Linked DNA regions of Mus musculus: region 2 is linked to region 1. The links are chromatin loops, found by intact Hi-C in ENCODE. Cell type or tissue: left cerebral cortex. All regions are shown on one strand. Links, peaks and the distances in the headings refer to the core of each region. The heading gives the core; the rest is flanking DNA.

Region 1 (8,327 bases), core at 189-8,188:
AGGGACCATAGTGCTGAGTACAGAGGGCAGCCAAAGCTCTGCACGCTCCAGGCGCGGCCTCTGTTGGCCTCCACCTTGTCTCTAGTCCTGAGCCCACAGCCTGTGGATAGTGGAAGCCTGCCTAGCCTAGATCCTCAGGTCTAGGCAACAGCAGCTGCCACAGACCGCTAATGAGTCGAGGCCTGACTCCTGTCGGTTACAAGCCATCCTAAGTAAGACCCAAGAGAGTGAGTCTTAAGCTAGCCTCACTCCTGTGGAACCCCGCTCCAGCCTGCCCATGCCCTATGGGGATCAAGTTTGCTGACTTGGAAGAGCGCAGGGCTAAGTAGCTACAGCATCAAGTAGCAGGCTCCGGTGGCGACTACAGCCAGAATGACGATGCCACCCTTTCCCTAGCAGCACCTGCTCCCCTGTAGTCAGCCTGGCTTTCCCAACAGATAATGGAAGCCCTGGCCACCTTCCTGCAGGCCACTTGGGATTGGGTAGCTGGGTCCCTCTTGGGCTTACCTCTGGCCCATAGGGAAGGCGGGAGATGAGCTCCGGGGCCATCCAATACGGGGTGCCCACCAGCGACTTCCTCCGAGGCACCTCCTTGCTCACCTGGGCACAAAACCCGAAGTCGGACAGCTTCACCTGAGGCAGACAGGGGCTGCAGGTCAGAGGTGCCGCCTACCTGACTGCCTTCAGACACACGGGCTCCGCTGAGCAGCAGGGCTGAGGGCAGCTCTGCTCACTCCTGGCAGGGCCCTCGGGTATCTGGAGGCTCTGAGAGGATGTGGCTTAAGTCTTGCAGCTAGCAAAGGCTCAGCTGAGACTAAGACAAACTATGCTCTGAAAGCTGGGGCCTAGGGGAAACAAGCGCTCTCTATTCGTGGTTCAAGAGGAACACAGCCCAGCCTGTGTCTGTGAGAGAATGAACCTCTGCTACAACTAGTGTCCAGGACTTACACCCTTTTGGAGCCATGGGCCCTCTGGGTCTCTTCTGGACTCCAGAAATCATATCCTCTTAGACTATGGATACTTAGCTGACTCAACCACGGCCCCAGATTCAGAGTCAAGATCTCAGTCTAAAATGGGGAAGCCAGCACCCAGCTTCACACCACTGGGTCCAGACTTCTGGAGGGTTGGTCAAGCCTGTGCTCCAACCTGGCTTGCTAAAGGGAGGGAGGCATCCAGGATGGCACAAGGACCACAAGGGAAGCTGACACTTGTGTCCACAGCAAGTTTGGTCCAATGCCCGAGTGCCAGGGCAATGAGGCCTTTCTGAGTCCTGGTGGAAGATGGGGGAGAGATAGTGGAGCATGCTTGTGATCTCAGCTCTTAGGAGTCCAAGGGCAGCCTGGGCAGTGTAGCAAATACCAGGCCAGCCACGGACACACAGAAGGCAGTGCCTCATTTAAAAAAAAAAAAAAAAAAAAAAAAACTAAGTGTGGGACAGGTGGATCCCTGTGAGTTCAAGGCCAGCCTGGTCTACACACCAAGTTCCAGGTCAGCCAGGGGTACACAGTAAGACCCTGTTGTCAAAAAATAAAAACAGCCAGGCAGTGGTGGCACATGCCTTTAATTCCAGCACTTGGGAGGCAGAGGCAGGCAGATTTCTGAGTTTGATGCCAGCCTGGTCTACAGAGTGAGTTCCAGGACAGCTAGGGCTACACAGAGAAGCCATGTCTTAAAAAAAAAAAATTAATTAATTAATTAATTTAATTAAATTTTAAAAACCCAACAGGGCAGTAGGCCAGCCACCTGGCTGGGAAGCACGCAGCCCAGAGCTGTGGCTGCGGCCCAAGCCTTTCCTTGCTGGTCAGGTGTCCAGCTTCCAGCTCTATGAGGACAGTGCATTTCACTGATTGGGCCGCTACTCTGGGCCATTCTGTGAGGGACAGATCGCCAGCTGCTCCTCCAGTCACCAGAAGCTCATCTGCCACCGCCACCACAGCAAGGGTGAGGCGGGGACCCCAGCACTGGGCCTGACGGTTCATCCTGATCATAGCCAGAGAAGGCTGAGTGACGGGCTTGTCTGAGGCGTTTCCAGAGGACTAACAGGGACAGGAGCTGTTCCCGAATGTGGGTGCGAAGGGGAGCAGGCCCTCAGCTCAGGCTCTCTCCCATTTCCTGGCCCCCCAGAAGTGAGCTGCTTGGCTGCATTCTGCTCTATCATGATGGCCAAGAACAGTGCCACTCCCTCCCTCAAGCTGCCCCTTCAAAAGCACACAAAGCCGCACACATCCAGCCTCCCGCCCACTCACCCGGCCATCATGGGTCAGCAAGATAGAGTCACTCTTGATGTCACGGTGGATGACACCCTGGGCGTGGAGCACAGCCAGCGCCTGAAGCACAGCCAGGCACACGGCGGCGATCTGTTCCTCGTTCATCCTGCGCGGGCAGAGGAGCAACTGGGCACTCAGCGCTGCCTTGGGCATCCCACCCTGGGGTGAGAGTGGGCAGTGAAGAGGCCCCTACCCTGCTTTAGACAACAAGAGGTCACAAAGACCCGCCTCAACAGGGGTCAGGGAGCCACGATGCTATGACCCCCATCCTGTGTGCCTGGCCTCACTGCCCCACCCACACTCTGGAGGGCACTTGTCTATCACCAGAGCCTAAAGGGTCCCAGTTCCACCCCAGGGAGCACATGAGCCAGCAGGCTGCCCTATGGTACCTGGTGTGGGTGACAATATCCGTGAGGGCGCCGCCTTCCAGGAACTCCATGACGACCCAGAGTTCGTCACCCACCAGGTAGCTGTTGTACATCTCCACCACGTTCTCGTGCCGGTAGTCCCGCATGATCACCACCTGCACGGGGCAGATCAGCACTGGGACCTCAGGCACTGCCTCTACCCTTAGCCCTGGCATCAGCCAGCCTGCCTCCACCTTCCAGCAGGTTGTATGCCGGCAAACCAGCTCACTCCAGCTGTCCCCTTTTCCAAAGCCAAGAAGACCTGGAGGCCAGCCTGTGGGCGACTTCATTCTAGGGATACACCCTGGACACCATGCAGGTTCTCTAATCCTGACCAGTCCTGGCCGGTTTTTTAGTGGTCTGACTATCAGGGGGCATCTGGAGAAGTAAGGAGGACAGGAGGACAGGAAGGTATGAAGGAAAGCTAAAATAAAAGCTGTCTGTGTGTGTGTGTGTACATATGTGTGTGTGTGTGTACATATGCATGTGGTGCACATTAATGGAGCACTCCAGAGGGAGGACTGACTGACAAGGGAAAGAAAGGTCTAGGAGATGTGGCGGGAACACTGCCTACAGGGACGAGAGCAGGCTAAGTGTGAGGAGGAATTCTTGGTGTGGATGGAGCCCTGGGCTGTGGGCTGTGGAACAGGTGAGGGTAGGAAGTGTTAGGTGACAGGCAAGCAGACTGGACCTCAGGGGACTCTTGTAGCAGGGTTAGGAGGTACCTGTCACACCCACACACTTCAGAACTGCCTTTGTGATGGATGCCAAGGTTGACACCCAGAGCCAGAAACGGGGTCGAACCAAGTTCAAGTCCAAGTCTGGTTCTGAGCTATCTGGGACAGGATCTGATGGGCAAGGAGCTGAACTCTGACTTGAGGACATGGGAGACATTAGGAGGGTCTGTCAAGGCTGCAAAGGACTCCTTTCTCGGATGTGATACATGGAGTGCCCAGGGGAGGCCTGACAGAAAAGCTGGAGCCCAAGGGTGGGAGAAAGAGGCTTCACAGAAGAGGGACTGGAGGAAGGGGATCCTGGGCAGTGGTCTCGAGTGACGGATGACAGAGCATCCCAGAGACAGGAACCCTGAAGGAGAAGAGGTCTGGAGGAGAACACAGGCCCAGGACTAGTTGGAACAAAGTCATGGGCACTTGGGATGACAGGCACAGGCAGGAGTCTTAGCCTGGGACAGCTGTGAGGAGAGGAGGGCAGAGCATTGGGCTTCCCGGCCAGCACCCACCTCATTGAAGAGCAGTTCACGTCTTTGCTGCTTGCGCAAGTCCATCTTCTTGACGGCCACCAGTTTGCCTGAGCTGCGTACAGTGGCAATGCACACAATACCTGTAGAGCCCTCACCAATCTTGATGAAGTTGTCTAGATAGGAACGAGGGTCCCCTGGGTCCACCACCAGCTGCAGGGCAGCCCGGAACTGCTCATGGGACACTCGTTGGGGCTCCCGCTGTGGTGAGCGAGGCCCAGGGGGCCCAGGGGCAGGAGGTACAGCAGGGGCAGCAAGGGCACGTGCTGGGGGGGCCAACTGGGGCTCAGAGGCATGGGGACCCAGAACTCCTGGGCTGGGAGCACCACGGGCTCGGGTGGGAGGCCGGGAGGAGGAGGAAGACTGAGGAGCGGCCAGGCCTGTGGCTGAAGGCCCATTAGGGGCCATGGTATGTGGCTCCCCCTGCAACAGAAGAAAGAGGCGTTGTGAGTGGAGTCTGCATTAACTCTCACCATCCGGATGACCTGTGGTCAGGATGAGAAATGCGCTATGGACTGGAATAGGGGCGGGGGGGTGGGAGGGAAACAATGGAGTGGATACTGAGGTGCTAAAGTGGGGGATGGGTTACCTGGGCACCGCGGGGTGGGTGGTCCGTGTCAGCCCGTGGGTATGTGTTAAAGGGCCTGCCAGCTGCTAGTTTTGTCCCGCTGGTCAGACTGCCAGGCTGAGGAGTGCTGACATCAGGCCCAGAGAGTGGGCGCTTATCGCGGGAGGCCTCCTGGGGTCCTCCTGGACCATCCCTCGAAGATTTGGGCCTTTTCTCTGGCCCCACCCGCCGTCTGTCACCACTGCCACTGCCTGCCTCACTGTGGCCTGTGGCCCGGGCTCTGCTTCCAGCTTTGTCAGGGGCCATTCTGGCCGGGGCTGCCCGCTCCTCCAGCATTCCATTCTCCTGGTGGGCACGGGCAGGTGGTGGTGGACTCTCTCTGCGTAGGGAGTTGGAGCGCGTCACCGACATGTTCTCAAATTCGTCAAGCAGCAGAGTGAGAGCCCCATCCTTGGCACCTTTGCTGCCCCGAACGATGGTCTGGGGTCCAGGCAATGGCAGGGTAGGGCCAGGAAGGAGGGGACACAGGTCGTGCATCCGACACAGGAAAGACAATACAACACAGAAACAAGACAGAGACAGGTGAGGTGATAGCCTGTGATGATGGGTGGGAGCCCCAGGAGCTGCTGTCACGCCCACCACCCACTCTGGTGCTCCCCCAACAAGTGCCTCTTGACTTTCCTTGGCTCCCAGCCTGGCAGCAAGCTCTGCCCTGTGGACTAGGGTGAGGGAGGAGAACTCAGCCTATAATCAGCCCCCAAGAGCTGCAAATTACAGGCCGCTTGGCTCAGCACTTCCTCCCCTGCAGGCTGCCAGCATCATTAACCCTCAAACCACGCAGCTCTGATCCCCTAGGGCAGAGGATGTGGCGCAGAATAGAAAGCCCACAGCCTAAAGCTAGGAGGCTTGGGAGCTGTGTGGCAAGCGTCAACTGAAACATGCCCTGAACCACCAAGCCTCCACTCTCCCTGCCCCACTGAGGTGTGGTCTTCTTGGCTCCTCCTGAGCACTGGGCACATCAGGCGGTTCCTCCAATACACTGGATGTGTGTCCATCAGCTCTTTGCCCTGCCCTACATCTCCCAAATGTCTCCATGGCTGTCCCACTCCCCTCCCAGAGGTCTCTGATCAAAACCTCCTTCTCTGAGGACTTGCTAACCCCTAGTTTAAATGCCAGCCCACAAGTCTCCGGCTCTTTCCTTTTTTCTTCTAGAACAGTGGTTCTCAGCCTTTCTAATGCTGCGACCATTCCTCATGCTGTGATGACCCTAAACACAAAATTATTTCATTGCCACTTCATAACTGTGGTCTGCTACTGTTATGAATTGTAATGTAAATATCCACTATGTGGGTCGTGACCCACAGGTTGAGAACCAGGGTTGTAGGCCTGCTGCAGCGGACTAGGCTGTGAGCCCAGGATGCTGCTTTACCCTGTGGCCTTCCCGGGGCTGAGCACTTGTTCTACCATTCACAGCCTACCAGGTCTTGGACCTAGATCAGAGTCCACACCAAGAACAAGGTACTTTGCAAAAGAAGGAAGGAAGGGAGGAGGAAGGCAAGAAGGAGAGGTGGGGAGTTGCCTGGATAGTCTCTGAGGCTGAGTTTATACTGAGCTCCCGGGAACGACCTGGAGTCCATAAGGCTCCTAATGGCATGCTGTGGTCCCAGCCTCTTGTGGGCCCTGGCTGTCTGCCTGAAAGCCTGGCCTTGTCCAGGGAGTCAAGAAAGATGGATGTTAGGTTTCAAACCCAGGACAAATGGCTGAGGTGCCTATTTGACATATCAAAGCAGACCAGGCCTCTAGCATTTCCCAGCATCCCTCAGTCCCTACCTGTTACAGGGTCTTTCTTTCCGGCATCCACTGCTTCCCCCTGGACTGCCTTCCCCCAGCTGCCTTTCCCTATATAATCCAGCCATTTTGGCTGCGCTGACTCTGCTGCCTTTTACCCTCCTGGCCTCCTGGCTCTTCCCTCCCCCTCTCCTCACCTGGCTCAGAGTCATGTCCACTCTGGCCTCTTCCAGATGCCCCTGCCTCTGGCTGTGCTCTCCCTCATACCCACAATAACCTCCTCCACCACACCTAGGAGCAGGCATGTTTACCTTTTTCATTTCTTTTTTCCTTCAGGGGCTACCTGCCAGGCTCTGCTATTAGAACCTGAGTCAGTGGTCAGGAAGCTTGTCATCTAGGCAGTCCCAGCTAAGGTGCCTGCCTGCACGGGAATTAGGACAAGTGTCCTTCCCCTGGCAGGACTGTGGAAAGGTGTGGAAACACAAGGGTGCATAGAGCAGTGGTGAAATTTTGGGGACACACAATGTGTGAGAAATGACCACAAAGCTCATTGGGTCATGGGAGTGTTTAGGGTGGGTTGTCTGGGGACTATGGAGGGGCCTACTTCATAACCAGTTGCTACTGGCTTCCAGCTGGCCTGGGGCATGAAAAGCCCATACAGATTCAGATGACAAGAGGGGCTTTCTAGGCAACAGAGAGAAGTCAAAGCTCTCACATGACCCTACGGGGCCACAGAAATAACCAGAAAGAGCCCAGCCTCCACCCAAGCACCACGGCTGTGGGTGCCCTGATGACGCTGCCTCTCTCCTGCCAGACCCTGGCTGGTCACTGGGAGAGGATGAATCAGCTGCAGGGCCGGGTACCCAGCCTGCTGACCATAGGCACGCCCAACTCCACCAAGTGGGGACACGTCTGGCTGTACTCCTCTGGGTCCCACCACCCATGGCATGAGTCCAGCTGGGGCACTCTTACCACTAGGCCTGCAAGGCTGTAGTTCCTGCCTAGGCAGTGAGACCACAATTCTCACATTGTACACGGGGGCGGGGGAAGTGTGAGGATCTTGGATCTAAACCTCAAGTCTCACTCCAACTGACAATTTGCTCAGGATGATAAGACTGAATGGCTGCTGCCCTGCTCCCATCTGCCTCAGCTGCTCCTGGACCTTGGAATGCAGCTTAGGCATCCCCTAGCCAAGCCCGGATGTTGTCTGGGAGCACTCCCATGTTGTCTCCCATGTCATGAAGCACTGGGAGACCAAGGTTGAATGTGTAGTGTTGTGGTGTTGGGGCAGGAGTGGAAGTCAGAAGCTGACCTTCCAGGATTGTACTGGCAGGTGGAAGGCCGACCACTGGGCTACAGAGGTGGGAGGTTCTGCAAAGAAGCCAGGAGCAATTGAAGGGCTGGGCCATTCTGGCAGTATGGGCTGTGGGCTAAAGTGGTGTGGTGATGGCTACCTTGGGGGCTCCAGGCTGGATGGACGTGATGCAGGCAGGGTCGATCAGGGGCTTGGGTCTGCGTGCTGATTCCTCAATCAGGCTCTGCCACTGGCGGGGCAGCCCTGTGAACTTCTGCTCATGCTGATCAAAGCCTGTGTGTACACGGTGCTCGAAGTTGGATGGGGCTGAGATCTCCACCCGCTTCTTCTTCTTTCCAAACATGGTTCCAGGGCCTTAGCACAGAGTTTGTGAACAGTGGGGTGGCTTGAGTTCTTACAGGCACCTGTAGGAAGGAAGCACCAAGGGAGGTGGGATCAGTGGCAGGTCATCTGTCACTCAAACCTTCTCCAATTCTTTGCTTCTGCCCTGGCTGGTTCAGCAGATATCTCATATACCAGCAGGGGGCAGCAGACTCTTCCTGGGCCCTCTGAGCAGCTATTTTTGTGGGTTCCTCTTGAGCAACTAGAGGGTCAGCCCAGCTGTCCTCTCTTCAGAGCCACAGCTCCTTGTGGCCCATCACCTTCACAGCAGCTTTCATACTGCAGGGCCTTTGCACAGGCAGTTCCCCTTGCCTATCATCCCAGGAGCTCCCTCCCTCCCCTC
Region 2 (8,327 bases), core at 160-8,159, 70 kb after region 1:
GCAGGGACACAGGCTCCCGCCGCCCACAGGTGTCCCAGCCCCGGAAGAGCCGGCTGCTTCAGGTGACGGGCTCCCCAGACAGCCCGAGCCCCGTGTCCCACAGGTCCGGCCGGTCCCTGGCGCCCCACGCCCACCCTCACGCCCCCCTCAGGGTGGGGCGCAGAAAGAGGGGACCCAGAAAAGCATGGGACGCCGCCACCTCCGAGCCAGACAGCAGGTTAGCGCCGGGACAGGTAAGGCTGCCCTGTCCCCAGGCGTCCCACCGCCCCAGCTGCGGAGACCCCCTGGTGACAGAAACCCACCCTCAGTCCCAAGGGAGGCCGCGATCCTGGGATTCCCATCCATCTCCGTTGAGCCCTCAGCATCTTCCTCTCAGCTCCTTCCTGCTTCCCAGAGCCGGGACTCTCCCTCAGACCCCCGCAGGGTATCCTGGAAAACACAAACTCCAAAGGCCCTGGTGACAATGGTGTTTGTGAGCCCGGTGCCCTAGGCGCAGTTGCTCAATCTCGCTACAGCCTGTTTTCTCACCTGTAAAAAAGGAGGAGATGGCTGGCACATACCCCGGTGTGCTACCCTAAGAACCGAGTTCAAGTCCAGAGCCGCCCCCACCCCCCCCACACCCCTGTCAAGGTGGGAACAAGTGGAATTTGAGCTGTCTAGATGCTGAAGAGGCCTTCAGCAAAGTGCGCTTAGGGTTTCCCAGATCCACAGCAGACACGTTCTTGGGGGAAGAGAGGTTTTCTGTCTTACACGCATTTTCTGTGCGATGACTCTGCAGTTTAGCTTTGTAAGCAGTTCTAGGTCTTTGGAGGTGGAGCTTGTGGAGTCTGACTTCGGGGCGGGAGTCCCCGGTCTTTAGGATTTTTGAACTCCCTACCCCTTTTCATTACAGCTTAAAATGTAATAATAATAATAATAATAATAATAATAATAATAATAATAATAATTGATAAATCACTCGGATCTGGGGCTAGTGTTGCACGCCCTTTATCTCCTGCACACCGGAGGCAGAGGGTCCTTATGAGTTCAAAGCCAGCTAGCCTGTTCTGCGATGAGTTCCAGGGCTACACAGTAACGAGTGTGAGCCTGTCTCAAAGATAAAATAATCACTTGGTCGTAGTGGTACACCCCTTAATCCCAATCTGTAGGAGGCTGGACCAGGAGGCCAGGAACCTGAGGCCAGCTAGGCTCCCTAACAAGACCCTATCTTAAAGCAGAACGCCACAAACAACTCTCTTTATCAATTTCAGCTCTGGCTCACCGCTACTCTAGCAGCCACAATCAAAACCTCTTCTTGTTATTTTTCTTGGTGGCCTTCCAGAATGGAAGCATCTTAGCCGGGTTTTATGCAAAGGATGCCTACTGCAAACCTAACGTGACTCCTGGCTGCTCCTGTTTTTATGCCACCAAGTTATGGACAGCCAAATATTTTTAAAGCAAGTGTGTCATACGGAAACACATGTGCTTTCTCATTTGTTTATTTGAAAACAGGATTTTATGTAATCCGGACTAGACTGGAACTCACTTACTCCATAGCTGAGGCTAGCCTGGAACTCCTGATCTTGTTTTGTTTTGTTTTGTTTTGTTTTGTTTTGTTTTGTTTTGTTTTGTTTTGTTTTGTTTTGTTTTTCAAGACAGGGTTTCTCTATATAGCCCTGGCTGTCCTGGAACTCACTCTATAGACCAGGCTGGCCTCGAACTCAGAAATTCGCCTGTCTCTGCCTCCCAAGTGCTGGGATTAAAGGCATGAGCCACCACTGCCCAGCACTCCTGATCTTCTAGACTCAGCCTATCAAATGCAAGGATTACAGGCGCGTGCCACAGTGCCTGACTTGTTGGTTTGTTTGTTTTAAATTCTTTATTAGATCTATTTATTTGTATATCTGTGAATTTGTTTGTATTTTGGTGGGTCCGAGTAGAGGGGGGGGGCGTTAAATTGAGAGGTCTTGAAATGTAGTCCAGGCTGGACTGGAATTTACTATGTATCCCAGGCTAGCCTCCAGCCTTTTCTGCAGTCCGTCTATTCCTGTGTGCTGGGACTGCAGTCACCAGCACAGCAGGCCATGCTGACTCCTTAGTTCATTAAACGTCAAGTCTAGCATCAGATCCAAAAGAACAGTTAACCTGGAAGCTTTGCTTTCCACTTTGTGGGGGGTTTTTCCCCCTCAGAGGAAAGCCTTATTAGGAAAGTTCTGGCACCTCAGCAGCACAGGCAGCTGGGAGAAGCAGACCTTTCAGTTCTAAGTGGCAGCTTCATTAGGAGAGATGACTGACAGGTAGCAGGGTCCTGGCAGGGATTGGCTTCTCCTGGTCTAGAGCTGTTGGTAAATGCTTTGGGTCCCCGGCAGGACTGTAGTGGGATTTGGAAGCATGCTGTGGGGTTCCTGGGACCAGGCCCTGGTCAGGCAATCACTTCCTGCTGCCCTCCTTGGGGTAGAAGGATGTGCTGAATTCTGTGCTGTGTCTGTCCTCCTGAGCTCCACTAAGCCCTGCTCTGCAGGTCGAGGCACTTGCTGCCAAGCCGAGTTCCATCCCCAAGGCCCCCAAGGTGGAAGGAGAAAACGGACTCCTCTGGCCTCCATGGGCATACACTGTGGCACTCACACACCCACAGTCACACGCAGCCCCACCAAATAAATAAACAAACAAACATGGCTTAAAAATTTAAAAGAAACCACATATGTGGAGATGGGTCTGGTGATATAATCCCAACATTTGGAAGTCTGAGGCAGGAGGACTGCTGCTATTAATAGCTCAAGGTCAGGTTTGGCAACCTAGTAAGGTCTAGGTCACTCTAGGCTAGAGTCTCAAAGGACAAAAGTAAAGGAAGGAAGGAAGGAAGGAAGGAAGGAAGGACGGACGGAAGGAAGCTGGGTGTGGTGGTACACCCTTGTAACCCCAGCACCTGGGAAGTGGAAAGAGGAAGATTAGTTCAAAATAATCTCAGCTATATATACTGAGTTTGAGAAGAGACTGGACTCTATGAGATCCTGGAAAAAAAAGAAAGAAAGAAAGAAAGAAAGAAAGAAAGAAAGAAAGAAAGAAAAAAAGAAAGAAAGAAAGAAAGAGGGAAGGAGAGAGGAGGAGGCTGCTGTGCTGGGTGAGGTCTCAGAGCCTGTGGAGCTGAAATCTTTAGGTTGAGCACAGAGCATCTACTGTGGGCCCAGCTGTCCTGTGTTGAAATCTAGCTAGTGCATCAACCATTGGCAAATCATTTGGCCTCACTGTGCCTCAGTTTCCCCATCTGTTAAAGGGGGTGACAATAGTAAGTACCTGGGGTTGTCGCGGAGGATCAAATTAGATCAGATAGGAACCACTTAGAACCATGCCTGGCGCAGAGCATGTGTCCTACAGAAAGACCCGTCCAATTACCATGATACCCAAGATATGTACAGTCTGGAAGATAAGAGGTAATAATGGGTCTGCTTTCCTAAGTCGTTTTAAAATCCTAATGAGCTGGGCGGTGGTGGCGCACGCCTTTAATCCCAGCACTTGGGAGGCAGAGACAGGCGAATTTCTGAGTTCGAGGCCAGCCTGGTCTACGGAGTGAGTTCCAGGACAGCCAGGGCTATACAGAGAAACCCTGTCTTGAAAAACAAACAAACAAACAAACAAACAAACAATCCTAATGAACTATTTCATCATAAAAAGAAAATCCCATGAAAACCACAGAGGGCTTTACTTAACCAGTGTAGGTCATACCTGTGAACTCATTGCCCTCTGGGGGGGGGGGGAGTCGGATCTTACCAGCTTCCTTCTCCACACGCCCTCCCTGGCACCACGTCTTTCTCTGCACAAAGGAAGTCACTGTACTGACTTTGGCCAGCCCTTGACGTTACTACATGAAGATATCTCCTTGGACACAATGGTTTCATTTTGCCTCTCTGTGCATGTGACTCTAGTAGAGGAATGTTATATGAACTCCTGTGCCTGATATCCCTCTCAGAGTGATCATTGTGAAATTTATCTGGCCTGGGCAGAGAGATGCAATCCATTCCTTCTCTTTGCCAAGGAGTACCCCATTGTATGAGCGCACCACTGTTTAGCTGCCAGTAAAAATGGGAGTTTATACATTCAAGACTTTGGCTCTTACAAGTAGGACTGCTTTGAACATTCTTGTTTATGTTTTGTAGGTGAACATTTATACACATTTCTTTTAGGTATAGAGCAAAGAGAATGTCTGGCTTGTAAATATAGGTATACTATGTATGTGTGTATGTATATGTATAATGTATATGACATATATGCATATGCATGTGTGCAAATGTCTGTGTATGTAAATGTATAATGTATATGATGTATATACATATGTGTGTATGCATATGTGCATATACATATGTGTATAATGTATATGATGCATATGTATATACATATGCACATGAATTTACATGTGTATATGTATAAATATATGATGTATATGTATGTGTATGTGTGTGCATGTGTATGAGTATAATGTATGTGATGTATATGTATGTGTGTATATGTATATGTATATATACATATATATATACATATGTATAATGTATATGGTATATGTGTATATGTGTAATGTATATGATGTGTGTATGTATATATGCATATGTATAATGTATATGATATGTGTGTATATGTGTAATATATATGATGTATGTGTGTGTATATACATCTGTGTGTCTTTTTTTTTTTTTTTTTTTTTTGGTTTGTTTGTTTGTTTGTTTCAAGACAGGGTTTCTCTGTGTAGCCCTGGCTGTCCTGGAACTCACTCTGTAGACCAGGCTGGCCTCAAACTCAGAAATCTGCCTGCCTCTGCCTCCCAAGTGCTGGGATTAAAGGCATGTGCCACCACTCCCGGCCATCTGTGTGTCTTTATGTTACATCAGTACTAACAGAAGTTTTCCCAAAGCAGTTGCAGTCACTTCTTCACTTCCTACCATTCATGTGGGAACATTTCCATTGCTCCAGATCCTTGCCAACACTTGGCATTGTCAGGCAATTTATTTTTAGTCATTCTGTTGGGTGTGTAGTAGTAGCTCTTGGAGCTTTGATTTGCATTTCCCTGATGAGCAATCCAATTAGAGACCCCTCCCCTTTTTTTTTTTAACCCGTTTGTCCTTTTTTGTGATGTACCTATTCAAATGCCTTATCCGGTTTTCTATCGGATTATTCATTTTTAAATTGATTTGCTTTTCTGATACCTGAACAGAGCCAGCTGTCAGTTTTATGTACTACAAACCTGCTCAGTCAGGTATTGGTGGCACAACCTTTAATCCCAGCACTCCAGAGACAGAGGCAGGTGGGTCTCTGTGAGTTCAGGGCCAGCCTGGTCTACAGAGTGAGTTCCAAGATAGCTACAAAAACCTAAAACCAACCAACCATCCATAGGAAAATGGTTTGTTTCCCACTCTCTCGATGTTTGTATTTGTGTGTGTGTGTGTGTGTGTGTGTGTACATTTGTGAGTGTGCTCAAGTGACATGGAGTGTATGTAGAGATTACAGGACAACTTGCAGAAGAAGCCAGTTCTCTTCTTTACTATATGGTTTCTGGGGATCAATTTGGGTCATCAAACTGGGTGGCAAGCAACTTTACCCACTGAGCCATCTCATCCATCCTTAATGGAATCTTTCTTAGTGACAAAAATTATTTTAATGCAGTCTTTTTTTGCATTATGAATAATGTTTCCTTTTAAAGCAACAATCGTTTTTTGGAGGAAGGAGGCTCCTTTTGAGATGAATCTTTATAGTTTAGGCTAGCCTCAGACTTGATATGTAGCTGAAGAGGACCTTGTACCTCTTTTTTTTTTTTTTTTTTTTTTTTTGAGACAGGGTTTCTGTTTGTAGCCCTGGCTGTCCTGGTACTCACTTTATAGACCAGGCTGGCCTCAAACTCAGAGATCTGTCTGTCTTTGCCTCCTGAGGGCTAGGAAGGACTAAAGGCATGTGCCACCCCCACGCCCTCAAATGGTCTCCACCTTATAAGTATTGGTATTACAGGTGTGCACCACCATGCCTGGCCAACAATATTATTTCAGAAATATTTCTGCCCAGACGTGGTGGTGCACACACCTTTAATCTCAGCACTCAGAAGGCAGATGGATCTCTGTGGAGTCAATCCAGTCTACATAATGAGTTAGTATCAGGCCAGCCAGAGCTATGTAGTAAAACCTTGAGAGAGAGAGAGAGAGAGAGAGACAGAACACAAGAGAAAAGGACAGACACACACACACACACAAAAGGAAGGAAGGAAAGAAGGAAGGAAGGAAGGGAGGGAGGGAGGCAGGAAGGAAGAAAGAAGGAAAGAAAGAAAGAGATGGAAAAGAGAAGAGAAGAGAAGAGAAGAGAAGAGAAGAGAAGAGAAGAGAAGAGAAGAGAAGAGAAGAGAAGAGAAGAGAAGAGATTGTTTCTGACTGAGTCTGATGCACGCCTTTGATTCCAGCCCTCCAGAGGCAGAAATGGGTGGGTCTCTGTGAGTTCAAAGCCAATTTGGTCTACATGGTGAGTTCTAGGCCAGCCTGGAATATGCAGTGAACCCTGTCATAAAACAAACCAGACTCTTTGCCGAGGTGAGCCTGGTGGTCCAGGTCTCAGCTACTTGTCAGGTGGAGACATGAAGGTCAAACATCCCATGCCTAAGTGGGCCACAGAGCGTCCACGGCCAGTCTGGGCAACTTAGCAAGACCTCAGAATTAATGAAAAAAGGGGGGGATTCTAGGAATTAAATAAAAATTAAGTTACATTTAAATTAAAAGGCTGGGGATTATAGTTCAAGGATAGATGAATTGGCTAGCATGCACAAGGTTGGCTCGGTGGGAAGAAGGAGGGGGAAGTGCTGGGGGTGGGGGTGGGGCGTCTGTGCTTCTGCTCTTTTAAGTTGTTTACCCACAGCTTTATCGATTTGCATCTTGTTCAGGCCATCTGTCCAGAGTTGATCTGTGGGTGGCATATGAGACAGATTTTAATTTTATCAGCGTGACAGAGTGTGATGCATGTAGCTAATAAAGTGATAATAAATGAGACACTTTTTAAAAAAAAGAGCTTCCTCTTCAATTGTATTCATTTGCGTGTATGCCTCCATGCGGGTCCTGCCTCCTGTGGCAGTCTGATGCTTCAGCCGCCCTGTCCTGCCTGACACCCAGTTTACTGTGAACACCAGCCGTCCCTGGAGCTTCTGGGTGATTTTCCTGGCTCCACCTTCCACCTCGCCCTGGGAGTGCTGGCATTACAGATTCCAGAACATCGGGCTTTTGACAGGATTCCAGGAACAGAGACTCAGGTCACAGGGTTTGCACATCAAACCCTTTTCCCACTGACCTGTCTCCTAAGACTTCCTTTTTTAAAAACAAACATTCTTCCGTTATGAACACAGTACTGTTCCAACGTAGAAGAGATAGGAAGAATTGGGGAAGGTTGATGGCTCAGGAAAATTGGCAGCTCTGGTCTTGCTTTGCTGTCCCTTGGCTGGGTGACCTATCTTCTCTAAGGCTCAGTGTCCTGGTGTCCTGCCTGGGAAGAGCAGGGCCTCCCTGCATAGGACTCAGAAACATACTTCCCATGTAGCTAACACGGGGTGGGGCACAAAGAAGGAGCTTGGTGAATAATAGCTGTAATTATTCCCAAATTTCATTTAATCCCTCTGCATTCATCAAGAACACGAACACACTTTGGGTTAGTCCTTGATCATGTGATGTGGGTTTGTTGTTGTTTGTTTGTTTGTTTTTGTTGGACTCTCTTCTAAGCTGCCCCCAAAGCCCATTTGCTCTTTTCCCACTCGGAGAAGAAGGTAGCGCACACAGTTGGAAAGTCAGGGCTTTATAGGCGAATGATCCAGGTTCAAAGTCCAACTCCAAATATTTAGCAGTTCCTTTGCCTGTCTGTGCCTCAGGTTCCTTACCTGTAAAATTAGGGATACTCACGCAGCTGCAGCCATACTTTGGATTTGACGTATTTTAGAGAGCTGAAGGGAGGGTGGATGAGTGAATAAATCAAGAAAAACCAGCTAAAATTCGTGCTTGGTATGAGTCTTCGAAATCGTTTCTTTGTTGTGGTACTGGCAAAGAAACCAGGCCCTTGAACAAATTAGACAACTGTTCTACCACTGAGTTACATCTCAGCCCCTCACTGGGGGATCCTAGGCAGGGGCTCTACCACTGAGCCACGCCCCCAGCCCCTCACTGGGGGATTCTAGGCAGGGGCTCTACCACTGAGCCACGCCCCCAGCCCCTCACTGAGGGATTCTAGGCAGGGGCTCTACCACTGAGCCACACCCCCAGCCCCTCACTGGGGGATTCTAGGAAGGGGCTCTACCACTGAGCCACGCCCCCAGCCCCTCACTGGGGGATTCTAGGCAGGGG

Evidence for each region. Peaks named below come from ENCODE experiments on the same cell type or tissue, not always from the same donor. Only the 100,000 strongest peaks of a DNase experiment are listed, where the experiment ranks them.
Region 2: a loop joins it to region 1, with 6 times the contacts of the local background. A loop is called at or near these places in 2 of 42 quality-filtered maps.

What each region holds. Positions count from the first base shown.
Region 1 is chr7:28,560,292-28,568,618 of GRCm38, forward strand. Pak4 (p21 (RAC1) activated kinase 4) reads right to left here. Exons shown (of 10, transcript NM_027470.3): 3 at 7,743-8,007; 4 at 4,522-4,980; 5 at 3,915-4,355; 6 at 2,657-2,790; 7 at 2,247-2,373; 8 at 508-633. The coding sequence starts at 7,946. It overlaps Mir7049 (microRNA 7049), which reads right to left and starts at 693; the gene lies at 634-693. In left cerebral cortex, for the core only: a CTCF peak has its summit at 8,122 (motif pointing right); DNase peaks (open chromatin) are centred at 869 and 8,136.
Region 2 is chr7:28,630,542-28,638,868 of GRCm38, forward strand. Acp7 (acid phosphatase 7, tartrate resistant) reads right to left here and starts at 372. Exons shown (of 13, transcript NM_175319.5): 1 at 303-372. In left cerebral cortex, for the core only: no CTCF peak of the experiment used is centred there; DNase peaks (open chromatin) are centred at 4,922 and 7,202; H3K4me3 peaks cover 9 bases.